Linked DNA regions of Homo sapiens: regions 2 and 3 are each linked to region 1. A link is a loop called in an ENCODE intact Hi-C map of the cell type or tissue named here. Cell type or tissue: PC-3. All regions are shown on one strand. Links, peaks and the distances in the headings refer to the core of each region. The heading gives the core; the rest is flanking DNA. Region 1 holds the start of LOC124902456 (a long non-coding RNA gene). Region 2 overlaps ADK (adenosine kinase). Region 3 overlaps VCL (vinculin).

What was found. A loop is a pair of places that touch in the nucleus more often than their neighbours do. Peaks named below come from ENCODE experiments on the same cell type or tissue, not always from the same donor. Only the 100,000 strongest peaks of a DNase experiment are listed, where the experiment ranks them.
Region 2: it touches region 1 in a loop (3-fold over the local background); 12 of 110 quality-filtered maps call a loop at or near these places.
Region 3: a loop joins it to region 1, with 5 times the contacts of the local background. A loop is called at or near these places in 21 of 110 quality-filtered maps.

The regions. Positions count from the first base shown.
Region 1 is chr10:74,229,796-74,240,188 of GRCh38, reverse strand. The region is part of intron 3 of ADK (adenosine kinase); the gene reads right to left. LOC124902456 (a long non-coding RNA gene) reads right to left here and starts at 10,123. Exons shown (of 2, transcript XR_007062198.1): 1 at 1-10,123. In PC-3, for the core only: CTCF peaks have their summits at 5,201 and 5,423; a DNase peak (open chromatin) is centred at 5,429.
Region 2 is chr10:74,174,945-74,184,604 of GRCh38, reverse strand. The region is part of intron 1 of ADK (adenosine kinase); the gene reads right to left. Among named protein-coding and RNA genes, the nearest start is that of ADK, 29 kb to the right of the region's middle. RefSeq lists enhancers at 7,983-8,102, 7,857-8,803. In PC-3, for the core only: a CTCF peak has its summit at 7,486; DNase peaks (open chromatin) are centred at 5,204, 7,364 and 7,944; H3K4me3 peaks cover 4,264 bases; H3K27ac peaks cover 2,554 bases.
Region 3 is chr10:74,116,483-74,126,537 of GRCh38, reverse strand. It overlaps VCL (vinculin), which reads right to left. Exons shown (of 22, transcript NM_014000.3): 22 at 6,369-8,515. The coding sequence ends at 8,369. AP3M1 (adaptor related protein complex 3 subunit mu 1) reads left to right here. Exons shown (of 9, transcript NM_012095.6): 7 at 183-390; 8 at 2,014-2,158; 9 at 2,628-6,283. The coding sequence ends at 2,728. Among named protein-coding and RNA genes, the nearest start is that of AP3M1, 29 kb to the left of the region's middle. In PC-3, for the core only: a CTCF peak has its summit at 7,421; DNase peaks (open chromatin) are centred at 7,227 and 7,517; H3K27ac peaks cover 1,811 bases.

The sequences.
Region 1 (10,393 bases), core at 3,063-8,062:
ACAAAAATTAACCAGGTATGGTGTTGCACACCTGTAATCCCAGCTACTTGGGAGGCTGATGGACAAGAATCACTTGAACCTGGGAGGTAGAGGTTGCAGTGAGCTCAGATCGTGCCACTATACTCCAGCCTGAGTGACAGAGTGAGACTCTGTCTTAGAGGAAAAAAAAAAAAAGCTGTGCAAAGAAATGAAAAGCATAAATATATGCTCACATTCAGATTTATGAAAGTTAAGGCAGGACTTTCTATTTTAAAAGATTTTTACATACAAAGCAAATTGAATTTTTGTGGTTTGGTTATTACAAACTGGTTCAAAGATAACTAAATAGAATATTTTATTAATAATTATACCCACTAATATACTAAACATCCTTACATATTGAGTATTAGAACATGACAGCCTATTTTGTTTTTTCCAGAGATTATACAATTTTACTTTTATTGTGTCTTTTTTTTTTTTTTTTTTTTTTTTTTGAGACAAGGTCTCACTTTCTCACCCAGGCTGGAGTCCAGTGGCGCAATCATGGCTCACTGCATGCAGACTCAACCTCCCCAGGTCAAGAGATCCTCCCACCTCAGCCTCCTGATAGCTAGTACCAGAGGTACACACCACCATGCCCTGGCTAATTTTCAAATTTTTTGTAGAGAGGGGGCTCTCACTATGTTGCCGAGTTTGGTCTCGAACTGCTGGGCTCAAGTGATCCACTGGCTTCGACCACCCCAAAGTGGTGGGATTACAGGCATGAGCCACTGTGCCTAGCCTATTCTTTCTACAAGGTTGACTGACCCCATAGCCATTGTCTTCATCCAGAGCTAACCAATGTCTCTTTGCATAAGAGATAATACTTTTCATCTAACGGAGATCTAATCTTACCTTTGCTGAGTGACTGAGTAAAACAACTCCAAACATCAAGTAACAATTTATACTACTCCATAACATGTGTTGATAGTTACATTCGATTATAACTGAATCTAAAATTCTCAGAACTACCAAGCCTTAAAGCAAAAAGAAAAAAAAAATAAGTAACTGCAGGAGAAAAAAGAAACAATATTATATTCAGAAGAAAGTAGAAGTATGACTACTGTCCCCACTGTGATTTCCTAAAACTTTACAGCATCTCTTCTCAGTTAAAAAGTACTCTCTACTAAAAATATGAAAAAATTAGCTGGGCATGGTGGCTGGCCCCTGTAATCCCAGCTACTCAGGAGGCTGAGGCATAAGTATCATTTGAAACTGGAAGGTGGAGGTTGCAGTGAGCTGAGATCGCACCACTACACTCCAGCCTGGAACAGAGCGAGACTCCGTCTTAAAAAAAAAAAAAAAAAAAAAAAAGCACTAGCTAAAGTGGCAGTTTTCAATGTATACTATTCTCCTGAATGTATTTTTCTATCTTCTTTGGTTTAGAGACAGTAATTTTGTTTGTTTCTTTTTAAAGGTGCCCTGCTGGGTTGCTTAGAATAAAACCAAAGAGCCTGAAAATTATGTCAAGGCAAAAAGAAACAATATTTCCCATGAGACCATAACTTTGCAGGTTCCCTTTCAAGTCTGAGGGTAACACAAATCTTCCATGCTTTAAAATATATTCACTCAATTTTACACATTTTTATATCTTGGTTACTGTCAGGAAATGTGTTTAAAATTCTAAATTTAAAATTTTTAAATTTTTTTAGTGCACAAGGTAATTAGGAATAATTACGATACCAGAAAATAGTTTTAGAAAACCTCTTACTGAGGCCGTTTCTAAGTCTGGCCCTGGTTCCTGTGTTCCCAGGAAATCTGACAGGCCATTTCACTTAAACATTGTGAGCAATTCACTATTAGTTGCCAAGTCAACAGCCATTTCCGCGTTGCCAGTGGAGCTCTAATTTTTGTTCAGTTATAAGGAAGCATGTACTTCAGAATATGCTAATTAATCATGATAATTCTATTTTCTTTGCCAGTAACTGGTTTAGGAATGTGTGTGTGATAAGAATCTACCAGAGTACTTCTGGGAAACCTTTTCTTGCTCTTAAAAAAGAAGACGGGCGGACAGACAGGCGCGGTGGCTCATGCCTGTAATCCTGGCACTTTGGGAGGCTAGGCTTTTATTTTTTTGAGATGGAGTTTCACTCTTGTTGCCCAGGCTGGAGTGCAATGGTGCAATCTTGGCTCACCATGACCTCCGCCTCCTGGGTTCAAGCGATTCTCCTACCTCAGCCTCCCGAGTAGCTGGGATTACAGGCATGCACTGCCACACCTAATTTTCTATTCTTAGTAGAGACGGGGTTTCTCCCTGTTGGTCAGGCTGGTCTCGAACTCCCGACCTCAGGTGATCTGCCTGCCTCAGTCTCCCAAAGTCCTGGAATTACAGACATGAGCCACCATGCCTGGCCCCTTTTAAAATATTTCTGCTCATTGATGATGCACCCAGTCACCCAAGTGCTCTGATGGAGATGTATAAGGAGATGAATGCTGTTTTCATGGCTGCTAATACAACATTCATTCTGCAACCCCCAAATCAAGAAGTAATTTTGACTTTCAAGTCTTATTATTTAAGAAATATATTTTGCAAGACTATAGCTGCCATAGACCGTGATTCCTCTGATGGATCAGACAAACTAAAATGAAAACCTCCTGCAACGTATTCATCATTCTAGATGCCATTAAGAACATTCGTGATTCATGGGAGGAGGTCAAAACATCAACATTAACAGGAGTTTGGAAGAAGTGAATTCCAGCCCTTGTGGATGACTTTGAGCGCTTCAAGACTTCAGGGAAGAAGTCACTGCAGATGTGGTAGAAATAGCAAGAGAACTAGAATTGGAAGTGGAGCCTGAAGATGGATACTGAAATGTTGCAATCTCATGATAAAACTTGAATGGACAGGGAGTTGCTTCTTATAGATGAGCAAAAAAAGTGGTTTCCTAAGATGGAATGTACTCCTGGTGAAGATGCTGTGAACACTGCTGAAATGACAACAAAGAATTTTGAATATTCCATAAACTTAAGTTGATAAAGTAACAGCATGGTTTGAGAGGACTGACTCCAATTTTCCAAATTCTACTGTGGGTAACATGCTATCAGACAGCATTGCATATTACAGAGAAATTTTTCATGAAAGGAAGGCTCTGACACAGCAAACTTCATTATTGTCTTATTTTAAGAAATTGCCACAGACACTCCAACCTTCAGCAACCAACATCCTGATCAGTCAGTAGCCATCAACACTGAGGCAAGACCCTCCACCAGCAAAATGATTGTAACTTGCTAAAGGCTCAGATGATTGTTAGCATTTTCATCCATAAAGTATTTTTATGGATTAAGGAATATACATTTTTATATACAATGTTATTGTATACAATAGATTACATTAAATTAAGGCATATACATTTTTTATACACAATGTTATTGTATACAATAGATTACAGTGTGATATCACCACAACTTTTATATGCACTGGGGAATATAATCTTCATGTATTTCTCTTTATTGTGATATTCACTTTATTGTGATAGTCTAGAACCAAACCCCCAATATCTCCAAGGTGTGCCTGTATAGGAAAACCAGATTACTATATAAGTGGTTTATGGATAATGAAGGGTAGATTTGTTATACCAATAAAATTGGCCTATCCTTTAAAGCAATTATCTGGTATCAAATTTAGTCAAGGCCAACAAACAAAAAGAATAAGAATCATTCTTGAATTTCTTTGTGCCACAATACACACTGTACGTCTGTTTGAATAAACTGTATTATAACAGAATAAAGATGTTTAGTACTAACAAAGGCTTCAAAGATAATTATCCACACAAAATTGTTTAAAAGCCTACTCAAGCATAATCCTAAGAACATCCTTCAATCTACTTAGAAGAAAATACAGTTAAATTTTTAGAAACTGAAAGAGCATATGTACTTCAGTTCTTTCTTATCCTCATTTGTATGTTTTAGTCCCTAGCTTTATGGTTGAAATCAGTTCGCTCATTTTTCTAAATTCCATGTTGCAAGTCAATCATATTTCCTCTGCCTTCATTGAGCTTACATTATGTCTGAGAAAACATCTTTGAAGAGCTAATTATACAACTTACAATTTAATATAAAATGGTTTAGGGGAGTGTCTTAGTTTGATTGCTACGGCTTTTAACAGAAACCTGAGATTGGGTAATTTATAAAGGAAAGAAACATTAATATGTTTCTCAGTTCTGAAGGCTGGGAAGTCCTAGAGTATGGTGCCAGCTTCTGCTCAGCAACTTCTTGCTGCATTATCCCATGGCAGAAGGCAAACAGCAAGCAAGTGCTTGAGGGGCCAGACTCACTTTATAACAACCCTCTAAGAGATAACTAACCCACTCCTGCATTAATGCACTCATGAAGGTAGAGCCCCATGATCTAATCACCTCTTAAAGGCCTCCACCTCTTATTACTGTTACAATGGCAATTAAATTTCAACATTAGTTTTGGAGGGGACAAACATTCAAACCATAGCAGAAAGAAAGGAGAAAAAGTGGTGGTAAAATAAGTAAGCTCACTCCCACACAGGAAAATTGGTAGACTTTGATAACAAAGGATTTTCCAACAACAGCATAAACTCATAGAACTCATATATGTGAGCAGGGTGCAGTGGCTCACGCCCGTAATCCTAACACTTTGGGAGGCTGAGGTAGGCAGACCACTTGAGTCCAGGAGCTCAAGACCAGCCTGGGCAACATGGCAAAACCCCATCTCTACTAAAAATACAAAAAGGAGCCAGGCGTGGTGGCACATACCTGTAGTCCCAGCTACTTAGGAGGCTGAGGTGGAACGATCACTATGATCATGCCACTCAACTCCAGTCTAGGCGACAGAGTGAGACCACCTCTTAAGAAAAAAAGAAAAAGGAAAATTTTTTTAAACCGTAAATGTCAAGAATGTTTTCCTGCAATTCTCCACTAAATTTCTGGATCTTGCTAAGATTTTCTCTTTGCTCTTTCTACCTGTTGTAGAAGTTTGCTTTCCCCTTCTCTACAAGATAAAAAAAAAAAATCCCTTATGAACATTTTCCCACCCAAGTCAAACCGGAAAGTTTCAGAAAAAAAAAAAAAAAAGGGATAATTTCAAGTATCCAGCTAAACGTCAAAATTTATTTTTCCCCTAGGGCTTCCATCAGGCTTTACTCAACACAGACCTACAGACCTAGAAATCACACCTCTCTCTAGCCTTCCTAAATAAAAAAGCATTAAAGTTATAGGAATGTTTGAAGAAAGTTTTATTTTGTATATGTTATTAAAACTTTGTGTGTACAAAGTGAAACATTTTTATAAATGTTACATTTATACTTTTAAAAACCCACTTGCAACTGATTAGAATACAAAGTAAAATTTTACAGGGAAATGTTATAGATAATGTTTAGATCACTTTTCTAAATTATTGAAAAAGTCCAGTTGCAATCTTATTGAAGTTCTACAGAGGGAGCTAGTATCACAAAGAATAAAGTTATAATACATGAACTTCAAAAAAAGACCTAGTCTGTTGGAAATATCAGATTACCATTCATCAATATGAGCTCACTTTATCCTCTAAAGTTTTACCTTAACAATTAGCCAACTCAAAATAAAACACAGTATTACCTACAAATTGTGACGTATTTCTAGTGAACCATACTAAAACTTATAAAATATAATTTCCATGAAAAATACCTTTAAATACTTTTCAAGTAGGTATGTTCATAATGAACAATATCACTCCTCCAAAGAAGTTTTTTAAAAAAGGTTCCTAAGTCACTGAACTTATACAAAATGGAAAGCAATCAAAAAGATCTAAACAGTTCTATCCTTTTCTTATATAAACCAAGTTACGAAGTCTCTTCCTCATCTGTAAAATGGGAATGATTACAATATCTGCTTCACAGAGTTGCTGTGGGGATTAAATTAGATCACAAAATAATTAAAACAATGCCCTTCTTCCTTGTTCTTTAACATGTATTATTTAATTGTTCAACACTTTCCAAAAAGAAATCAACATAGAGTTTTCAAGGTTAGATTGGCTGCTAATAAATACTAAAAGTTCACTCAAGACCCCCAAGTCTATATCATTCCCAAAAGGTCTGACTCAACCCTTAAGGGGAAATAGTGTTGGCATAACTCTTACATTAAAATCTGCCATAGCTACATTCTCAAAATATTTCTGTTTGTTGTAGACCAAGAAGAAAGAGAATTCATCACACCAGCAGTTTCTCTCTCCATTCTGTTACCCTCAATAAATTTCATCCCATAAATATATCTTGTCAAGTAAATTGCAGTTAAGGATCAATGAACTACACTTTGACTAAAGTGCTCTGAATAAAGTTTCTAGGAAACACCTTATCCTTCCCCCTAAAAATTGACAGGAAAGATCATTATCCTTTTTTGTTATTGTTGAAGAGTTTTATGCTAGAAATTCAGAAGCTATACCCAGAGGGATCACTGAACAGACTAAAAGAGAAGTAGGTAATGAAAGAAATCATTTGTTTAATGGACAATGACAGAAAAGCACTAATCTAAACCCAAAATGATATCGGAGGAACTTAAGTTTGGAAGACTAAGTGATTAAACAAAGTTAAGGTATTAAACTATGTCAAGAAGGAGTACACTTCCCCTAATTTCCTCTCCTATATGGTTTCAGCTTAAGATATGTCACAAGAGAAATTTGCAAAAAATTTAGGGGATGCAATTGAAGCAGTAGCCATTACATTCCAAAGGCAGTCATTGGTTAGAGGCAGGAAGGACAGACACAAAGGTATGGGCAGAACTGTAATCTGTCCTTACTCATCCCCACTCTACCTTACGTCCACAACTACCAGGACCAAGCCTATCACCAGATTTTTCACTAAAGGCCCATAAAGGTGGTAGTTGCAAAGAGCCCACAACACACGAACCTCCTTCACAGTTTCCCTATTAACAGAACACGCAATTCATTAACCTACATCAAAAGGCAGTTTAGCGATTTTTCTCTCACATTTTAGGGACCTTAATATCCCCAGTTTTTCTCATGATTGAATAAGATTTAATTCCTGTAATAAATTTCTTAATATCATAGTGGCATTGAATTCTAACTAATACCCCAAGACTACAGCCTATGGCAAAACTCATACATAAACTAAGTTTCTTCTAATGCTAAGTCCAGGGCACCATATAGTGCTTCATAAGTAGAAGGTAGCAATTTAAATTAATTCTTTAAGGATTTTAAGATTTTACCACCAATAACACACATTTTTCATTCACCTATCGTTCATGAATATAAGACCATGTTTAATCACAAAATTATTCCTTATAGGCCAGACGCGGTGGCTTACGCCTGTAATCTCAGCACTTTGGGAGGGCAAGGCGGGTGGATCACGAGGTCAGGAGTTCGAGACTAGCCTCACCAACACAGTGAAACCCTGCCTCTACTAAAAATAGAAAAATCAGCCGGGTGTGGCGGCGTGCGCCTATAGTCCCAGCTACTTGGGAAGCTGAGGCAGGAGAATGGCGTGAACCCGGGAGGTGGAGCTTGCAGTGAGCTAAGATTGTGCCACTGCACTTCAGCCTGGGTGACAGAGCAAGACTCCGTCTCAAAAAAAAATTTTTTTTTTAAATCCTTATAATGAGTTACCTTCCTTGATGACAGTGTTAATTATTTTCTGTTTGTTTTTTTTTGGGGGGGGGGGGTGCGGGGGGGTTGTTTGTTTGTTTTTTGAGACGGGTTCTCACTCTATTGCCCAGGCTGGAGTGCAGTTGTGCAATCTTTGCTCACTGCAGCCTCAACTTCCTGGGCTCAAGCAATCCTCTCACCTCAGCCTCCTGAGTAGCTGGGACTGCAGGTGAGTGCCACCATGCCCAGCTAATTTTTTTTATACTTTTAGTAGAGACAGGGTTTCGCCACGTTGCCAAGGCTGGTTTCAAACTCCTGAGCTCAACTGATCTACCTGCCTCAGCCTCCCAAAATGCTGGGACTACAGGCGTGAGCTACCACACTCGGCCAATTATTTTCTTTTAAGCAACAAAATATTTAAGCAAATCTTTCCGAAGTTTTATAATCCAGGTATAAAAATTTCATAGAAGTTATGAGATCCTAGAATTTTACAGTAAGATCACAATTAAAAGTTCAGCAAAAGAGGTGAACTCAGATCTCAATTGGTTGAGAATCATTTGTAGATTATGTATAAGCCTGAAATGATCTCAATCAACTCTAGTTTTGGATCCTTACGGAAGTAACCTGACCACCTGACCATATCAGTAAAAGAAAAAAAAAAAGACAAACAAAAAAAAGCAGCAAAGAAATCTAACACAGATTTAGTACTTACTCCTGGAGATGCAGCCTTATAAGCACAAACGGTAACTCTTATTACAATGAACTATTTAAACCTTAGTTTAAAAAGCAATACAGTGAAAAGGTTACCTTACAAGTATTATGACTACATACAAAAATAAACTTTAAAAAAAACTTTTCTTGGCCAGGCATGGTGGCTCACACCTGTAATCCCAGCCCTTTGGGAGGCCAAGGCAGACATATCACTTGAGCCCAGGAGCTCAAGACCAGCCTGGACAACATGGCAAGACCCCATCTCAACAAAAAATACAAAAATTAGCCAGGTGTGGTGGTGCACAGTGGTAGTCCCAGATACTCAGGAGGCTGATGGGAGGATTGCTTAAGCCCACAAGGTCAAGGCTGCAGTGAGTCATGATCACGCCACTGCACTCCAACCTGGGCAACAGAGTTAGATCTTGTCTCAAAAAAAAAACAAAAAAAAAACTTTTCTTACATGAGAGGCATTTATAGCTCAGGATAAAATTTCCAGCGAAAATATCATACATAGAAAGAGGCTGATGTGTTCTAGAGAAAAGGGCTCCAATGATGACAAAGTTGCTAATGATGAAGATTCTGAATAAGACTGTTCAAAGAAATGGGAAGGAAAAAGAAAAAACTAATTCTATTTAATATGTGGTTGTAAAATGTATACATTTGACTTACTTCATGAGCACACCTAAGAGCTTTTGTATCAAGCTGACCAAATAGCTTTGTGTTGCATCCTCTCCTTAGAAGAATGTAAAGTGCCTTGTATTTGGAAGTAATTAATTCTTTTCAACTCACTCAATATTGGTTATAGGTCTGAAGTGATTTCCAAAACCAAAACACAATACTGTGAAACTGATTTAATTAACTAATGAGTTCTCTGTGATCCGTTACCAAGTCTTGCAATGGATATTAATCCCTTTAAAAAAAAAAATTACTGGCGGCCAGGCGCGGTGGCTCACGCCTATAATCCCAGCACTTTGGGAGGCTGAGGCAGGCGGATCACCTGAGGTCAGGAGTTTGAGACCAGCCTGACCAATATGGTGAAACCCTGTCTCTACTAAAAATATAAAAATTAGCCAGACGTGGTGGCAGGCACCTGTAGTCCCAGCTACTCAGGAGGCTGAGGCAGGGGAATCACTTGAACCTGGGAGGCGGAGATTGCAGTGAGCCAAGATCGCGCCACTGTACTCCAGCCTGGCAACAGAGTGAGACTCCGTCTCAAAAAAAAAAAAAAAAGTTACTGGCTGGGTGCAGTAGATCATGCCTGTAATCATAACACTTTGGGAGCAGAGGCAGGAGGACTGCTTGAGGTCAGGAGTTTGAGACCAACCTGAGCAACATAAGGAGACCTCATCTCTAAAAACAAGACTGTAGTGAGCCATGATCATGCAACTGTTTTCTAGCCTGGGTGACAAAGCGAGACCCTGTTTCAAAAAAAAAAAAAAGACTATATACTTAGAGAACTGCTTGGTGTGACAAAAACAGCACTTAAATGGGACTCAGGAGACTTGGTTTCTGGTCTAGTACTGTCCTTAAGTAGCAATGTAAACTATAGCAAGTCATTTTATCAATGTTACTCTCACCTTATTCATGATAAAATACGGATATTGGTTCAAGGGTTCATTTCTAGAATCAAAATACTATAATTTTAAAGATACAAAAAAAACCGGGCCCTGAGAATAGGATCATAAAAATGTTTATGATATTTTTAAAACTGTACCTTATTTATGAACACTAAAAAAAAATAAGCATTTAACCTTGCTGTCGGTCCTAGCTTATTTCAATTTTGACTTTTTGCTTCACAGGATTTTTTTCTATTAGCTTTACAGATATCCAGTTCTTAGCTCATTCTTACCAAAAAAAAAAAAAAAAAAGATTCTTTTAACAGGGTCTCATTCTGTCACCCAGGCTGGAGCACAGTGGCACGGATCATAGCTCACTGCAGCCTGGACCTCCTGGTCTCAAGCAATCCTCCCACCTCAGTCTCCCAAGTAGCTGGGACTACAGGCAGGCACCACCACATCCGGCTACTTTTGTTAACTTTTTGTAGAGACAAGAGTCTCACTATATTGTCCAGGCTGGTCTCCAACTCGTAGACTCAAGCAATCCTCCTGCCTCAGCCTCC
Region 2 (9,660 bases), core at 4,649-9,648, 57 kb after region 1:
CAGGAGGTTCAAGACCAGCCTGGGCAACATGGCAAGACCCCATCTTTACCCACCCCCCTGACACACACACACACACACACACACACACACACACACACACACAAAATATAGCCAGGCATGGTGGTGTGTGTTTATAGTCCCAGCCTCTCTGGAGGGCTGAGGTGGGAGGATCACTTGAGCCCAGGATTTCAAGGTTACAGTGAGCCATGATTGCACTACTGCACTCCAGCTGGGCAGCAGAGCAAGACCCTGTGTCTACAAAAGAAAAAATAATAATAAATAATAATGTCAGGATAACAGGCATGATCCAGAATTGTCCTGGGCAAACTGGAACATATGGTCATCCTGTTCATAACCTAGCTTTGCCATTTAAAAAATAAAAATCTCTGCCGGGCACAGTGGCTCACACCTGTAGTCCCAGCATTTTGGGAGGCCAAGGTGGGTGGATCACCTGAGGTCAGGAGTTCAAGACCAGCCTTGCCAACATTGTGAAACCCCGTCTCTACTAAAAATACAAAAATTGGCAGGGCGTGGTGGTGGGCACCTGTAATCCCAGCTACTCGGGAGGCTGAGGCAGGGAGAATTGCTTGAATCCGGGAGGCGGAGGTTGCGGTGAGCTGAGATTGTGCCACTGCACTCCAGCCTGGGTGACAGAGCGAGACTCTGTCTCGAATAAAATAAAAATAAAATAAAATAATCTCAGACCAGAATGCCAGCTAAAAAAGTAAAAAGTAAAAAATAAAAATGTTTATTTATGTTTTATCACAGTATTTTATTTTATTAGTAGTATATTTCATGGCCAGGCGTGGTGGCTTGTGCCTATAATCCCAGCACTTTGGGAGGCCGAGGTGGGTGGGTAAGCTGAGGCTGGGTTCGAGACCAGCCTGACCAACATGGAGAAACCCCATCTCTACTAAAAATGCAAAATCAGCCAGGTGTGGTGGCACACGCTTGTAATCCCAGCTACTAGGGAGGCTGTGTCAGGTGAATTGCTTGAACCTGGGAAGTGGAGGTTGCGGTGAGCCAAGATGGCGCCACTGCACTCCAGCCTGGGCAGCAAGAGCAAAACTCCATCTCAAAAAAAAAAAAATAGTATATTTCATTACAGGATCAAGGGATCCTCCTGACTCAGCTTCTGAAGTAGCTGGGACTACAGGCACAATACCATCATACCCTGCAAATTTTCGTATTTTTTGTAGAGACGGGGTTTTATCATATTGCCCAGGCTGGCCTTGAACTCCTGGCCTCAAAGTGATCCTCCCACCTCGGCCTCCCGGAGTGCTGAGATTATAGGCATGTGCCACCGTGCCCAGCAACAGTATTTTTTAAATAACAATTTAAAACCAAGGATGTGGCTGGGCACAGCGGCTCATGCCTGTAATCCCAGCATTTTGGGAGGCCCAGCACTTTGTGAGGTCAAAGCAGGTGGATCACTTGAGCTCAGGAGTTCAAAGCCAGCCTGGACAATATGGTTAAACCCCATCTCTACAAAAAATACAAAGGTGGGACTACAGGACTACAGGTGGGACTGTAGGGACTACAAGTGGGACTACTCCCAGCTGCTCAGGAGGCTGAGGTGGTAGGATCACTTAAGCCCAGAGGTTGACGTTGCAGTGAACTGTGTTCATGCCACCACACTCCAGCAAGGGCAACAGGGCAAGACCGTGCCTCAAAAAATAAAAATAATAAAATAAAACCAAGGAGGTATGAAGAGGTAGGGAGACGTGACTGTTAACCAATATTGCAGGAAAGGGTTAACATTCAAACAGTCTAGAAAATCACTTTGGTTCAAGTTTTATCTTTGACAGTTCTGCTTAACGTAGCAATATTGTGGCTGGAAAGATTTGGAGTTAGAAAACCTTGTACGCTTTTTTCAAACAAAGGTGACCTATTCATAAATAGGAGCATTAACAGCTGACAACGTTGCACATAAAAGATTCCTGGCCGGCACGGTAGCTCATGCCTGTGAGCACTTTGGGAGGCCAAGGCAGGAGAATCACCTGAGGTCAGAAGTTCGAGGCCAGCCTGACCAATACGATGAAACCCCATCTCTACTAAAAATACAAAAATTAGCCGGGCATGGTGGCATGTGCCTGTAATTCCAGCTACTCAGGAGGCTGAGAGAGGATAATTGCTTGAACCCGGGAGGCGGAGGTTGCAGTGAGCAGATATTGTGCCATTGCACTCCAGCCTGGGCAATAAGAGTATAACTGTGTCTCAAAAATAAATAAATAAATAAATAAATAAATAAATAAAAAGATTTCTGTTTTACTTCTTCAAAATATTCCATAAATGAAACAATTTTAGTTTAAAAGCTCACTTACCTCTCTAAAAACATCCCACAGCATAAAAAAAATTGTGCAGTAATGTGAATTTACAATTCGTATTTTAAAAACACAGGTAAAAATGAGTTTGAAAACTTTAAGGCTCTAAAGAAACCAACTCAACAAAGACAGTTTCAATCTTAGCCAGATTTTAGTCTCCATATGAATGTTCTGAGTGGCTTGGCAGATTCTATTGGACATACCTCAAAAAGTTTCGAGTGTTAGAAGGAAAATACCCCACGACCCCACCCACTGCCCACATAAATTTTCCAATGTAGGCTTAACCCACAAAAGTGGGTTCCAGAATCATCATGTAGGGCACAGTGATGTCCAGAGTCCCAGAATAGTTTTAGACCAAACCTGACCTATCTGGGCAGACCAAAGAATAGGGCTCATTAGCTCTACAACAAATATTCCCCAACTCCATTTCCTAGTCTTCCCTGGCGCAAACCCAAGCTGTAAGCGATGCCCAAAACCAGACTAGACACTGATGTTAGGAAAACAAGGCAATATTCAGAGGGGAATTTTGAAATAGTGTTGCTCAGTGAAAAATACATAAATTAGGAGTCAGAAGGTCTAAATTCTATCTTAGGCTCTACCACTAGGTCTAAGTAGGACATTTCACTTTACTTTGGACACAAGATCCAGTATAGAAAAGGAAAAAAAGTAAAATGCTAAGATCCTCTTTGAATCCTGACATTCTGCATCTTCCTCTGTCTCCTGAACTTAACTCAGGCGCCAACTTAACTATTGGGCCAATTTAAAATGACAAAAGCATCAATTTATCAAATATGTTCTATCATTTCCCAAATGAAGACCAGTAGGAATCTGATATACATAACAAAGGATATAAGTTGTTCCCCAAGGATATCTGGTTTCAGAGGCTGTAAATTTAGACTCTTAATCAGTAATTAAGTAGAATAGAATACAAATGATGAAATACTAACTCCAGCCAAATTCAAAGATCTTAAGTTAAAAAAAAAGAAAAGTTTTCATTTAAAATTATTATTTAGGAATTCCTAAAGAGACCCCCCCCAAAAAAAAATCATTATTTAGGAATTCCTCAGAGTTGAATGCTATACTAGAAAGGGAACTGAACAAGGTATCTAGAGATCTCATATCTAGTTCAAGATATGTAACTGTGTGAACTTGAACATGTCACACTATCTCTGGGCTTTAATTCAACTGTAAAATGAGAAAATTAGATAGGTAAATTTGTTTCCTGTCTAAAAATTTAAGATTTAAACATTTTTTTCCTCAGATGACACCATTCTCTAGAGGGCTCAAAGTGCTTTTATTCTATTTTTAAAATGCTTTAAAATTTAAAAGCACTTTTACACTTATCCAACAACACTGGTAGGATGCATATTAGTATCTCTGCTACTGAGTTATTTCATTAAACAAATGTCCAGAATAGAAAAGAGAAATGGGGCTGGGGGCGGTGGCTCACGCCTGTAATCCCAGCACTTTGGGAGGCCGAAGTGGGGGGATCACGACGTCAGGAATTCAAGACTAGCATGGCCAGCCGGGCACGGTTGCTCACGCCTGTAATCCCAGTACTTTGGGAGGCTGAGGCGGGCAGATCATGAGGTCAGGAGATCGAGACCATCCTGGCTAACACGGTGAAACCCCGTCTCTACTAAAAATACAAAAAATTAGCTGGGCGTGGTGGCGGGCGCCTGTAGTCCCAGCTACTAGAGAGGCTGAGGCAGGAGAATGGCATGAACCCAGGAGGCGGAGCTTCAAGTGAGCCGGATCGCACCACTGCACTCCAGCCTGGGTGACAGAGCGAGACTCCGTCTCAAAAAAAAAAAAAAAAAAAAAGACTAGCCTGGCCAACATGATGAAACTCCGTCTCTACCAAAAATAGAAAAAAATTAGCTGGGCGTGAGGCAGGCGTCTGTAAACCCAGCTACTCGGGAGGCTGAGGCAGGAGAATGGCTTCAACCCAGGAGGTGGAGGTTGCAATGAGCCGAGATCGCGCCACTGCACTCCAGCCTGGGCGACAGAGCAAGACACTGTCTCAAAATAATAATTAATAATAACAATAATAATAATAATAATAATAATAAAAAGAAAAGAGAAATGGAAGCTCAGTAACTCAGAAAAGGCCCTCAGTGGGGCCCAAGATATTCTGACCATTGGTCCTCATTGATTTCCAATCCTGTATTCTTTCATAGCCATTGCTATGAAAAGAGTCACATACTACTATATTTAGCAACAATTAAGGGTGGTATAAAACAAGAACATTGGACACAAAGTCAGAGTTGGATATCTTGTAATCATTCAGCTTATCAGTAAAAGGGGGTCAATAATACCTACCTTTTAGGCTACTGTTAGACTGAGCACAAAATGGGAATGTTAACAGAAAGGGGTCCCGATCTAGACCCCAAGAGGGTTCTTAGACATCATGCAAGAAAGAATTCAAGGCAAGTCCATAAAGTGAAAGCAAGTTTATTAGAGAAATAAAGAAACAAAAGGATGACGATTCCAAAGACAGAGCACGGGTATGGGCTGCTCAACTAAGTATCTTGTTATTTCTTGATTGTATGCTAAACAAGGGGTGGATTAATCATGAGTTTTCCAGGAAAGGAAGAAATCAGTTCTGATATCTCAGAACTGAAGGTCTCTCACCTTTTTAGACTATATAGGGTAAGGTCTGAACGTTGCCATGGCATTTGTAAACTGTCAATGGCACTGGTGGGAGTGTATTTTAGCATGCTAATACATTATAATTAGTGTATAATAAGCAGTGAGGATGACCAGAAGTCACTCTCATCACCATCTTGGTTTTGGTGAGTTTTTGCTGGCTTCTTTACTGCATCCTGTTGTAGGGTCTTTGTGACCTGTATCTTCTGACTATCTCCTATCTCATCCTGTGACTAAGAATGCCTAACCTCCTAGGAATGCACCCTGGTAGGTCTCAGCCTTATTTTACCCAGACCCTATTCAAGATGGAGTCGCTCTGGCTCAAATGCCTCTGATAGGAACATGTCTGACATCATTATTGCAAAAACTAAAGATATGACATAATTGTATTAAATGTAGTGTTCACCAGGAAATGGCTGGTATCTGTAGGATGACCAACTCATTCAAAACTATCACCATACAGAGTCACTTCACTTTCAATGGCCTCCCTGCACTTCCCAACACCCAGTAGTTGTGTTCTCTTGGCTAACCCTGCCTACTTCTAAACCCCAGTTATCAAGTTCGTTGCAGGATAAGAAGAAAGCAAAAGAGTTACTATAGTTGTCTCTCATGATACTTTACAATTTCTGTCCACAGAAACAGCTTTTTCAGGAAGTTTAAATAGTATATTGTTTCTACAAAGGCACCATGCAGAGCACTAAATCATGGAAATCTGGATTCAATTCCTAATTTTGCCGCTGATTTTGCACAAGGCACTCAACTTTTGTCTCAGTTTCCTCAGGTGTAAAATGTAATAGCTGGTTTAAATAACATCTAAAAGAGCTTTCTCGAGCCATGTTACCATAGTTCAAGATTATGTAAAATACAGACTGACATCTGAAGAAACAAGCATAAATAAATTTTATTATCAGTTATCCATCCTTTCAAAACATGTCAAGTAAGGCTGGTGTCAACCTTTACATCAGTCTTTTAAAAAAAACTATCAACCCCTACAGTAAAAGATACATCCTGCTGTCACTTATTAAACAGCAGAAGCTTTAGATTTGGATGTTTCTCCAATGAGGCACGGTCAGGAAGATGATAGTCAATTAAAACTGAATCCACATAACAACTGATTCTTAACACAGAAAGTATTTGACCCCTACACCTAATTAGTAGCATTCTGTGATAATAAGAGTGGGAATGGGAAGAAGGGGAATTAACTCTGGGTATAATAGCCTAATTCTAATTCATCCTAAAATACTGTTAGCTTTAAAAGCTAGATTTATATGCCCCAATATAATTTACTGTGAAATCCTTCCATGTGGGTCTCCATGTTTCAGCACCTGAATCTCCTTCTGCATAATGAGATAAGTACTTTGTCTATGTTAGTACAGAATGAAGCAATTTAGACCAGTAGCGGTGGCTCACTCCTGTAATCCCAACACTTTGGGAGGCTAAGGCAGGTGGATCACTTGAGGTCAGGAGTTCGAGACCAGCCTGGCCAATATGGTGAAACCCCCATCTCTACTAAAACTACAAAATTAGCTGGGTGTGGTGGCTGGCGCCTATAATTCCAGCTACTTGGATGGCTGAGGCAGGAGAATCGTTTGAACCCGGGAGGCGGAGATTGCAGTGAGCAGAGAGCGCGCCATTGCACTCCAGCCTGGGCAACAAGAGCGAAACTCTGTCTCAAAAAAAAAAAAATATATATATATATATATATATAATTATGCAATTTAAGAGACAGACTATGTCCGAGTTCAGCACAGTTAGATCTTACTGAGGGTTAGGTTCCCAAGCTGTCTCTTAAACACAATGTAGTAAAAATTGGCATTGAGAAGCCCTCAAATCACCAGGACGGGTGGAGCCTGGAAAGCTCATAGACCAAAAATGAGCTTATTTTATTTCTCTTCACATTTTTGTGCTGGGGCCTCCCTTTCTCTGGGACAACAAAGCCCAAGTTCTGCTTTTAAAAAGGCCAGTCAGAACACTGGGTATATAAGGCAATTTATCTCTTTTTATAAATAGTTGAACTAGCGTAAATTAAACATTCAGTCAAGGCTACTGGGAGAAAGTGGACAAGCCCATTATCCTGTCCTCATTAACAAAAAAAGAACCTTCCAAACTGGAAGAGCAATTGGGGGAAAGTCTCCAGTTTCATGGATTTCGCTACATGCCCAGTATCTCTCAACTCATTTCACTTGTGACTCTGAGATAAAAGGAGTAAAGAAACAAGATGGTACCTTCGGGAACCAGGGTCCTAATTCCAGTCATGAGCAAACATTTTAGAGACACACAATTTCACAACTTGAGGGCAATATACCTGCATCAGAGAAGGGCCAACTTTGCAGGTCTGCTCCCGGCCAACAATGAAGTTCTGTCAGAGGGCATGACACGCAGGCATGACACACACTGTGCACGCCACGCTCCCTCCGGCCCTGGGCCGCCCCCGGGGGCGCGGGTGGGGCACATTTTTCATGGGAAATCCACTACACACCCAAGAACGCTTGCAACCCTGGAATTTGGGCGAGGGTCACCTCGACCAAGCAGCGACACACAGAACTCCGCAATGTGCCACAGACCCGAAAACTTCTGAGGAAAGCAGAAATGCCCAAATGAAAAGTGCGGAGGGAACCCCCAACACGAGGGGGACCAGAGGCGGAGGCAGGCTCCAGACCACCCGCGAGAAGGAGCGACAGTGCTCACGCGCTCGGGAGGCTAACGCCCAGCTCGGAGCAGTCAAGGCAGCCGCCCGCTCGTTACCTGACTGACGTCATGGCTTCGCCCTCCTGCCCAGCGCCACGGCGCCCGCGTCCGATGCTCTACGTCCGCTCGGGCAGCAGCAGGTACCACAGCAACTGCTTCCCGGCTCAGGCACTCAGCGACTGGGAGCGCGTCCTCACACACCCCGCGCGCGGGCGGCCCCTGGCTAGCCGGCCCGGCGTGCTGATTGGAGGGAAGGCGGGCGCTCCGCCCCGTGCGAAGGGCTGGAGATCGTCCCCAGACGCCGTGGGCCACCGCGTGTCTCGTGCCAGCTCACTGGCGCGCGGGCTAGCGAGATGACTAGCGGGCGCGGTGGCCATCTTGAGTCCTAGTAACAGCGTCCCGTCACCCCGCAGTTTACAGGGCGAGAGATTGGGTGCCCGCCCCAAAAATGGCCGCGCCTCTGGCAACCGGTTTAGCAGTCACGTGGCCACTGTCTACCTCGGCAAGCTCAGCTCCCTGTAACAGCACTTAGGAAAGAGGCGCTGTCAGGGCAGGTCTTCGGGAGTGGGATTTAACAGCCTGCAAAATCCATCTGCAAAGGTGGGGGGAAAAAAAGCAACAGCCTGGGAAGCCTCAGCCTAGGAAAATATAAAATGCCTGGCAACGGCAGCACGACGTACTAATTCCAGTCCGCAGCCTTTGAGAGTCAATTGCTGGATCTGATGGTCCCAAACGTTCCTGAACTTCAGAAACACTTAGAGCAGCTTATTTAATATGGAAAGTGTCACTTTATGTATCCGAATCTAGAAAGGTAGGCCTGGACATCGGTATTTTTAGCAAGTTACCAGGTGAATCAGGTACAGACATAAAATTTTACAACCTCTGGGCCCCACTCAAGGCTATCCTATTTGACACAATTACCTCACTTTCCAAAGAAGCATGCGGGCTATAAAAAAAAAAGAATCTAAGACCATAGAGGGGAAAAGTGGATGGCACCCTAACTCCTGGCTCTAATCTTACAGTTTAATGCAGTTGAAGAGTTAAGAAATTGTGAACCAATAAAAGGAAAATTAACTCCAACTATGAAAAGGGGGGAATCAGTAAATGCTTTATGATCCAAATTGCTTTTATTCCTTTATTCTCTGTGCAATAATTTTTTTAATTTTCATTTTTTTATTTTTGTAGAGACAGGGTCTCACTATGTTGCCCAGGCTGGTCTTGAACTCCTAGCCTCAAGCAACCCTCCCACCTTGGCCTCCCAAAGCACTGGGAATATAGGTGTGAACGACTGGGCCCTGTTCTACAATGTTATTAATAGACTACAATATCCTGTGGCATTAACTTACTGACCATCTAGGATGGTGATCAATTTCATATGTCTGAAATCAGTTATATCAGAAGCAACCAATACCATCCGATATTGAAATGTGGCTGATGGGACTGAAGAACTTAATTTTTAATTTATTTAATTTTAATTCATTTAAATTTTATAACTGAAGCAATATATTTTTCCACTAAACACAATTGTATTGTTTTAGTTGGACTACATTTCACTTTTTTTTTTTTTTTGAGCTGGAGTCTTGTTCTGTCGCCCAGGTTGGAGTGCAGTGGTGCGATCTCCAACCTCTGCCTCCTGGGTTCAAGCGATTCTTGTGCCTCAGGCTCCCGAGTAGCTGGGACTACAGGCATGCGCCACCGTACCTGGCTAAATTTTTTTGTATTTTTGGTAGAAACGGAGTTTCACCATGTTGGCCAGGCTGGTCTCAAACTCCTGGCCTCAAGCGATCTGCCCGCCTCAGCCTTCCAGGCGTGAGCCAACACTCCTGGCCTCTTTTTTACCTTTTTTAATGTGGCTACTAGAAAATTTAAAATTACAGGAATCTTGCATTATATTTCTACAGAACAGTGCTGCTCTAGTCTAAGTTAGCTTTACCTATCACTGTCCCTGTGATAGAATAATTAAGTTCACAAAATGAAATTAGTAAGGAAGCCAGTTTAT
Region 3 (10,055 bases), core at 5,056-10,055, 120 kb after region 1:
CAGCTGGTCAAATTCAAGGATGCAGAACTGTGGCTACAGAGAGCCAACTCTGTAGTACCTTATTGTGGAGTTAAAGGCAGGGTAGGATACTCTGGACAGAGGTTTTCAGGATACCTCTGGAGCTCTCCCCACACCATTAATTGTGTTTGTGCTTTTGTATCTTTCTCTGTTTCTCTTTTTAGTCTAGTGGCAATACCAGTGTATGTGAAACATAGTATCAGCTTTAAGGAGAACAGTTCTTGCGGCAGATTTGATATAACAATTGGACCAAAGCAGAATATGGGGAAAACTATTGAAGGAATTACAGTGACAGTTCACATGCCAAAAGTTGTGCTGAACATGAACCTGACACCCACACAAGGCAGCTATACATTTGATCCAGTCACCAAGGTACAGCCACTTCAAATCAAGAGTGAGCAAGTGTTTCTGCAATCTATTTTGTGATTTGTGGGGAGGAATGGAGGGAAAGGTTTGGCACCTTGTTTAAAACTAAAGTTCGTATCAAAACCTAGAGAGCATACTGTGCTGTGCTTCTGCCACTGGCTGCAGAAGGAATCCTGCAGCTGCTACTGAGTAGATGAACAGAAAAATGTGTCATTCTGTCCTTTTTCAGAGTGTGCCTTCACTCATCCATTATTAATCCAGAGCCTGACTCTGCTATCTAATAAGAAAGAAGTAAAAGCTTTTTTAAAAAGAGAAAACATTATGTAGATTGAAGAAGATATTATGATGGTCTATGAATTACTAAGTTTTCTATATAAATTGATCACTAAGACCTTTTTCTTCCTTTATAATTTAAAAGCATTATTTCATACTCTTTCACAGGGCTAGGAAAGTTGCTTCCTCACTCTACTTAAATTTTTGTGTAACAGAGGGTTTTCAGAGAAACTGTAGCAGATGATTTTCTCTCAGCTTCCTGATTAGCTGGTAAATATGATTGTTTTCAATAGCAGAGTCATTGAGCTACCTGATAAATGAAAAGACATGTTTTTTGAATAACATCATAGAATGTTAAAGATTATTTAATACAGTTGTAAGGATTCAAAGAACCTCCTCCTGGAGACCACACAGGGCTGAGAAAGGGAGCTTCAGATTCCTGGCCCTTTACCACAGCTTCAACTATGACAGCTTTGCTTTCTTTCTCATCTGCTGTTGAGCCTTCACACCGAAGATTTCATTTGAACAATGGGTTTCACAGCTAAAAGTTTTAAAAACACCATCTTAAGTCAATCTAATTATTTTACAGAAAAATAAACAGAGGCTGGGCGCAGTGGCTTACGCCTGTAATCCCAGCACTTTGGGAGGCCGAGGTGGGTGGATCACCTGAGGTCAGGAGTTCGAGACCAGCCTGACCAACATGGAGAAACCCCATCTCTACTAAAACTACAAAATTAGCTGGGCATGGTGGCGCATGCCTGTATCCCAGCTGCTTGGGAGGCTGAGGCAGGAGCATCGCTTGAACCTGGGAGGCAGAGTTTGTGGTGAGCCAAGATTGCACCATTGCACTCCATCCTAGGCAACAAGAGTGAAACTCTGTCTCAAAAAAAAAAGAAAAAGAAACAGGCCCAGAGAAAAGTGAAGATGGTTATGATGGAGAACATTTGAAATCAGAGGGCCTTAGGTTCAAATCCCAGCCTTACCTCTGACTAACTATGTGACCTTGAGCGAGTCATTTGATCTCTGAGCCTTAATGTCCTCTGAGCTTTAATTTCCTCATTTGTAAATAGAAGACAAAAGCTACTTCACAGCCCTCAATGAGACAACATATGAATAATGCTAAGCACGGTGCTAATACAAAAGAAAATGCTCAACAAATGTAGATTCTCTGCTCTCACTCCCCATTCAAAGTCACAGAATTAATCAGAGGTAAACTCACTGTAGATGCCAGATCTCTTGTTTTCAAGAGACTGCACTTCAGTTTGTACAGAAGTTTATGATATCTTTGAACTTTGTTTTTGAGGGTTTGTCTTTAATAAATGGTTCTATTTGTTTTTCATTTTTTGTCTTTTTAAGGTACTAACATGGGATGTGGGAAAAATTACTCCACAAAAGCTCCCAAGTCTTAAAGGACTGGTAAATTTACAGTCTGGAGCCCCCAAACCAGAAGAGAATCCGAGCCTCAACATACAGTTTAAGATCCAGCAGCTTGCTATTTCAGGTAAGGATAAGGTTGACTTGTAGTTAAGGGTAATTGAGTTTTGCAAGCTCATTTATTAGGCATTTAGAAGAGTAACAAAAGTTTCCTTCTCTAGAAAGAGCAGTAGCCCATTTGCCTTTTATACTGTGCTTGGTGGGGCAGTCTCACAGGCACCGACCAAATGATTTTTCAGAGCACCTTATTTCAAACAGCTTCCCCTCACCTCCGCCCTCATTTAAGCACCAAAAAGAGAGTTATTCATATTCACAGAAAGTAGAATTATACTTCACAGACATTCCCTGCCTGTGTGGGAATCTTAACCAAAACCATACCATCAAAGTGCAATAATTTGTAAATGATAGAAGAGACATTTCTTCCAAATGGTGGAAGGGACACTGGTTAATGTCAGATTTACCATATAGCGCTCATTGCTAACATTATATTGGTTGGGATGATGATAATTTATTCTTTTTCATTCTTTTTGATACAGGCTTAAAAGTAAACCGTTTGGACATGTATGGGGAGAAATATAAGCCATTTAAAGGAGTCAAATACGTCACGAAAGCTGGAAAGTTCCAAGTGAGGACATGAGAAGAGGCCAAAATTCCTCAGGACCAGTTTGTTTTCCAAGTGTCATTACGATGTATCACTATTAGGTACCAAGTGAGTGGGAATACATATTCTAGTTAAAGCATTTGTGTCTAGCTACACACCGCTAACAAAGTTACTTAGTTATCAATGTAGGATTCTTAAGGAGCTTTAAGCTAAGGAAACCTTTTAGTGACTTAGCTTATTTTGTATCTTTTCACTTAGGAAGATTTTGGAGGTGATTTTTTTCCATAGGAGGATACCATCTGGCGGCTGCACATTGTAACAGTAAAGGCAGAAAGCTGTAGTGATAACCTCTCTCCTAAAAGAGTTAACTGGTCTCATCCAGCAGAAGCTATCTTAAATCTGTGATGTGTCAGGTGCAGCCAAATATCACACCTTCTGATCTTAGCCATCCCAAACCAGTATCTGTCCCGAGAGGAAATTCCCCCCACCCCCAGAAGTTTACAGAAAACTGCCTCTTCAAGTGTTTGCCTTATTCAGCTTTTCACTTGTGCCATTAAGCAAGCACTGTAGCAAAAGCCACTTCCACATGGCCCTGGCAGGGAGCACTGCTGCTCCATGCTCCATTCTCACTGTACTTGGTATTGTATTTTTTATAAATAAGATTTTTATGTAAAGCTTAGAATTTGATTTACAGGGACCTTGCTGCAGTAAATACCATCTCAATTTTGTGCCACTGGTTCAGCTGTTAGCACAGTAAAAAAATCATTTGTATCAAAGGGGCAAATGCTTTATTAAGGTAGTAAAAGGGAACATTACTTCTGCTTTTAGGAAGTTACTGCAAGCACAAGCATTTGTGCTTTTAAGCAAATTAAAGTAGTAAAAGAAAAACTTAAGTGAAACCTTTGCCATCTTCATGTTTTATAATATAAAGCTTACCCAACACCAGTTAAGCCATGGTTAACCTAAATGCCTCATGCCCCAGTTCAGCAAAAGGAGGAAAATGTGCCTGCCTCACAGTCATCAGTCTTTTTAAATCTTTTTTGTTGTTGTTCTTAAGGGTTTGAATTTGTCTGCATTCCTTGTCTTTAGGGGAAATTCCCTTTTCATATTGTGTGCTTCCCAAAGCTATAGTCATAGATTTCTTCCAGAAACTATTGTCATAATTGTCACTGGAGTGCTTAAATATACGTACTATACTGACAAAATACATGGAAGTGAGTTATAATGAGGCAGAAACAAAATCCTCGGTAACATTGATGATACTCTACCGATCACCGTGGTTTTGGAAAGTCAGTCAACAGTTGTATTATTGCACTCAATTTCATTGTGACATTTTATTTAACTTCTTCATCTTGGTGGTCCTTGCCCAGTTATTTTGCCTCATTAGACATCAAGAAATGGAGAAAGACTGAAAGTTAATATCTTAAGTGCTTGTTCTTCATGTTTCCTTCTTGTTATTTATGCTATTCTCTTTGTGGCTCCATTCTTCTTTCAATCTTCTCAGCTTATAACCGTCTTTCCCTTATGCTAAGGATAGCCCTTACACTCATCCCATCTATGCTGTCAAGGGCTGCTGGTTGGTGCTGGTACAAGGAGCCCACTCAGCAGTTTTCTTACCTTTGCCTGCCCTGCCTTTCATGGAATAAGAAAGGCAACGTTTTGCAGCTTCCAAATTTCTGAAGAAACTAATCTCAGATTGGCAGTTAAAGTCAAAATGTTGCCAAATATTTATTCCTTTTGCCTAAGTTTGGCTACCCGGTTCAATTGCTTTTTATTTTTAATGTCTTGACTCTTCAGAGTTCGTACCTCAAAAGAACAATGAGAACATTTGCTTTGCTTTCTGCTGAATCCCTAATCTCAACAATCTATACCTGGACTGTCCAGTTCTCCTCCTGTGCTATCTTCTCTTCTATCCAAGTAGAATGTACGCCAGGAGCTCCTTCCCTCTAGCAATTTCTACTAAAATGTCCAAGTAGAATGTTTCCTTTTACAATCAAATTACTGTATTTATTAATTTGCTAGAATCCAGTAAATCATTTTGGTAGCTCTGGCTGTGCTATCAATAAAAAGATGAAAGCAACAAGTTGATTTTTTTTAGGTCTACTATTGATTGAACATTCTCCAATGGGCAAGGCTCATTGTCAAAGCAGGGTGAACATGATCAGATTTTCTTCTGCATCATCACACAAGCTGCGAGTGTTGCTGCAAAGCACTTCTCAGTACTCCTTCCCTAACCTCAGTATGTTAATAGCCATTCATACTTGGCTTAAGCATCACCATTCTGGCCACAGTCTGAGAGATTAGTGATCAAAGCTCCCTTCCCTATCACTACCACCACCTACTGATAACAAAGATTTCTGAATACTTAGTAGTAGTAAAATATTTTTCAAGCACAGAGTTACAGCTAATCCTGGATCACTTGTTCTAAATTCATAAGGGAGTATATCAAGAGCAAATGAAGTAAATGATTCTTTCCTGCGTGTGGGAGTCACCATCATTTTATTCAAAGGGAGTTCCTGTGATAGGTTCATTCCTTAAGTGGTGCTACAGAAGGACCCTAGGAAAATGCTGATCTTGTCCTGAGAGGCAACTGATTTGAGAAAATGATTATACTACAGCAGGAAGGCAGCACCAGTGAACATATGGTAAATGGCAAAAACAAGACAGTTTTAGAAACTGCTAATTCAGTAGCAGCCTTGGCCTTTCCCTTAACTCAAGCAGGCTGGAATCTGTCTTTATAGTCGGCAACTTTCCAAGATAAAGCAGTGATAATAGCAGTTGGCAACACTAAATATCAATATCATCACCCTTTAATGACATGTTACCCCTTTCAGATCTAGAAAATCAGGGAAAAAGTGATGTCCCAACTCTACTCTAAAAACCTGCTCCTACTATTTTAGTCAGTGTTTCTTTAAGGAAGAAGAGGACTATGTCCCCAAAAGCTAACTCTGTTTTATAGCCCTGGTGGATCCCTGAAAACCCTATTTATTCTATACTGGGCTTTGGAATATGAAAAATGGACCTGTGTGGCCGGGCGTGGTGGATCACACCTGTAATCCCAGCACTTTGGGAGGTCAAGGTGGGCGGATCACTTGAGGTCAGGAGTTCGAGACCAGCCTGGCCAACATGGTGAAACTCCATCTCTACTAAAAATACAAAAATTAGCCAGGCATGGTGGCGCACACCTGTAATCCCAGCTACATGGGAGGCTGAGGCAGGAGAATTGCTTGAACCCGGGAGGCAGAGGTTGCAGTGAGCTGAGATTGCACCACTGCACTGCAGCCTGGGCAACAGAGCAAGTCTCTGTCTTGCAGCAGGGGGAAGGACCTGTGGTACTCCTACAAACTTAACAACTTTAGCTTTTCGGGGAACAGTGGTGGTCTCCACAGATAGCTAGAATCTTCTAAGATGAAAATAAACTGTTTCATCCAGCTGCTTTCTGCCTGTTAACCTTTGCCACTTCCATTCCTTCAAGTGTGTAATCCCCAGGGTTGTCTTGTATTACACACATCCTTGTTAAGTAAATATACCACTGTTGATTTCTTCTTCCAGTGCAACATTTGGATTAAATAAAAATCTTTAGTTTCCAGATCTTGAGGATTAGTTTCATTGACTATTCATCAAAACAAAGGAGAAACCTGACCTAAAAGTTCTTGCTAAAGTAACATATCCATCATTTAAAGCATTTTTTATACAAATGCATTTTATTGTTTTAAACAGAACAAAAGAAGAGGCAGAAAATATTTGCATATAACAAATCCTAGCTTATAAATGTAGTTTTTTAGCGGTGATGTCTCTAATCATCATTCAGGGATTTTTTTTTTTTTTTTTTTTAATTTGCTTCACTGTGTCTCGAGCACTGATATTGGAGAAAAGCACATCCGGCATAAAGTGTAAACCAGTGTCTCAAACCACTGGAAGAACCGGGAGAGCAAACATGATTTTTCTTATTTCCTCTAAGTAATCTTTCTTTAGTAAAACAACAAGTGATCTTTGGCATAGATTCATACTTTAAAGGCATTAATATTGCATTTATATCAGGCAAGCAACTATACAAATATGCTGAGGGCCTTGAAAATAATCATCCTCATTATAAAGGAAATAGTGAAAGCCTGAGTGTAAAGGACCAACTTAAGTTGTACACATTCGATGTTGGGAACTAACACACAGCGATGGGTGGGAAGGAAGGATGTTCAGGCAAGGTTCTTACTCCTTTACTCATCTGGTTCTGGCTTTGGGAAAAAATAAGGTTTCATGTGCTGGGAAATACTTAGCAGTAATAAGTACCAAAAAGGAAACACTGCCCTCTCATTTTGCCTAGTAGGAACTTACTGTGGTGATAAGAAATATGAAACCCATTACTCTCTTGAACCCCATACTTGGGAGTAGATGCAGAGAGCTTGGTTGTAGTTGGTTGCAGGGAGGTAGGAATTACAGGAGTAGTATTTCCCATTGATTCATCTTCAGCAGCACTAGAATTCTAGTCTGCAAATACCACTCTCCCTTAGGCAGGAAGTGTCCTTCAGACAGGGCTGCCTTGCCATTAAACACTCTTAGGGGACAAGCACTCCTCTTTCTTAGGACTGAATTTAAAAAGGATCTTTTAGAGTTACAGATGAACAAACACCTACATGTCTTTAAAATCTTGTTTAGAAAGGATGTGGAGGAAGGCTACAAAAACCAGGATAGGAGACATGTTTTGGTTAAAATTAAAATGCAGCATTTCAGCTCAAAATGAACAATTAAGAGCTAAGAATGAATGATAAGGCCTCAGCACAGACCTCTGCAGGCAGTGACTAAGCATGGAGTGCCGGGAGTGGCCCTGCTGGGAAGATGGCAGGGCCACACCCTGGCTACTCTGCCCTTCCAGTGGCAGAGAGCACCAGGACACAGTGTGTTCATGGGATGGCTACCTTGGCGGGCTGAGGCAGGATATGGGACGGGAAGTTTCCCTAGCACAGACATTGCTCAGGGGCATGGTAAAAGCAGAATCATATGATTCTGTGATTTCTTCCTGACAGTGAAGTACAGTTTTATATTGTGGGAAACTAGAAGGATTAAACTGAGGAAGGGCAGGAAATGAATCCAGGCCCCCATATGCTGGGGCTCCACAGAGGCCACCTTCCCCTGTAGCAGCAAAGCTCACTTCTGAAAAGGACCCAGGTAGCACAGCCCAGGGAAGGAAGGTATGGTTGGCAGCAACATGGAAAGCTCAAAACAATTTTGGGAGGCACAGCAATTTTCTTCTTAGTAACTGATTTGCCTGGGCCCTGGGTCTTGGGATTCTGGAAGAGTGAATGGGAGCCAAGGAAAGAGAAACAGAGGGAAGTGTCCCCTAGGGAACAAGGGCAGAGCAGAGTGTCTGGCTAGTGTTCACTTGGATTCTGAGCTTATGTGAAGTCCATGGGCTAGAAACCCAGTCTGCCTATTGGGATAGAGGGTGCACAAGTGTAACTGTGTTTGAGAATACAGGCTTTATACAGAAACACATTTCAAAGTGTCCATGAAAAAAGAGTATAAATGTCTTCTAATTTGAAGAGGCCCCCATTCCTTTCTGATGTGCCAGGCCAGGATGTGATTTTTCAGCTCCCAGCAACTCTGGGCAGCTCCTGGGACTCAGATCATTTTCCTTCTTTTTAGTAGAGGTTTCTGTGCCAGCCAGGCTCAGCCAGGTGCCTACTGGTACCAGGGAGTCTTTCTAACCCAGCGCAGTGTAAATCCAGCATCTGTTCGAATTTTGATTGAAGCAGCTTCAGCTTCCCGCACAGTCTCCTTCACAGACTGCATGAGGTTCTGGGCATTGTGAACCAGCATCTCTGTGGCCTGCAAGGAAAAAGGTACTTTCCGTTACCCAGGGTCCCTGATGCAGGCCTGTCTCTAAAATAGGTTTCAGCCAGGAGTGGGATGCAGCTAACCCCACTGGTACCTGGCATCCCCCATATTTGCTTGCATCACTAGGGGTTTTCCCAGATCACCAAAAAGAACCCAAAACTGGCCATCGCTGATTGTATACTGTGGCTTCAGATAGCTTACAGCATGTCCTCTTTCTTGGTCTTCAAACATGCTTCTCCCTCAGGACTTGCTGTTTCCTGTACCTGGACTGCTCTTTCCCCAGGGATCCCAGGGATCCCCTCACCTTCAGATCTTTGCTCACTTGTCACCTTGGTGAGGATTTCCCTGCTCATTCTTTTTTTGAGATGGGGTCTTTCTCTTTCATCCAGGCTGGAGTGCAGTGGTGTGATCTCGGCCACTGCAGCCTCTGCCCCCTGGGCTCAAGGATCCTCCTGCCTCAGCCTTTGAGCAGCTGGGACAATAGGTACATGCTGCCACATCTGGGTAATTTTTTAATTTTTTGTACAGATGGGGTTCCGCCATGTTGCCCAGGTTGGACTCGTACTCCTGGGCTCAAGTGATCTGCCCACCTCAGCCTCCCAAAGTGCTAAGACTACATACAGTAGGCGTGAGCCACCGCGCTTGGCCTTATTTTTTCCATTGAACCTATCATCACGAACTGATACACTACGTATTTTACCTAGGTTGTTTGGGAGTTTTGAGGGTTTTTTCTGTCTTCATACTAACATTTAAGTTATACAGAGTAGATTTTTGTCAATTTTGTGCACTGTCATACCCCCAGTATTTAGGATGGTGCCTGGCACACAGGAGGTATTTCATAAATATTTAATTAATGAATTTTAAAAACAACCAAATGAACAAACCAAGCAACCAACCACTTTAAACCCATGAAAATCTAAATACGTTAATCTTTCAAACAAACGCACAAACTTATAAGACTGAAATCACATTGGTACTCTACCATAGAAAGTCAAGGAAGGATCTTGGCAATTCATCAGCTCAGTAATTCTTGGCTATTTTTAAGTCATACATCATTTGAGGATTTAATGAAGGCGGTGAATTCTCCCCCAGAAAAAATGCACACCTGCATAAAATTTGTACACTCAGTTTCACAGGCTCTGATAAGTGTAACTGTGGGCTGGAATTCCTCATCAGTTGTTCTTTTCACTTGGTCAGCAAAGGGACTCAGGCCCAGAGACATTCATAGAGTGAGAATTAGGACTCAGGATTTCTGACTTATAGTCCTATGGGTTTTGTTTTTTGTTGTTGTTTATTTTATTTTATTTTATTATTATTTTTTTTTTTTGAGACGGAGTTTCACTCTTGTTAACTAGGCTGGAGTGCAATGGCACGATCTCGGCTCACTGCAATTTCCGCCTCCCAGGTTCAAGCGATTCTCCTGCCTCAGCCTCCCAAACAGTCCTGTGTTTTTTCCATTCTACCATACTGTCAATTTCTACCCTTTTTAAAACTGGAATATTTAATGGAACATAATAGATATTCTCAAGGC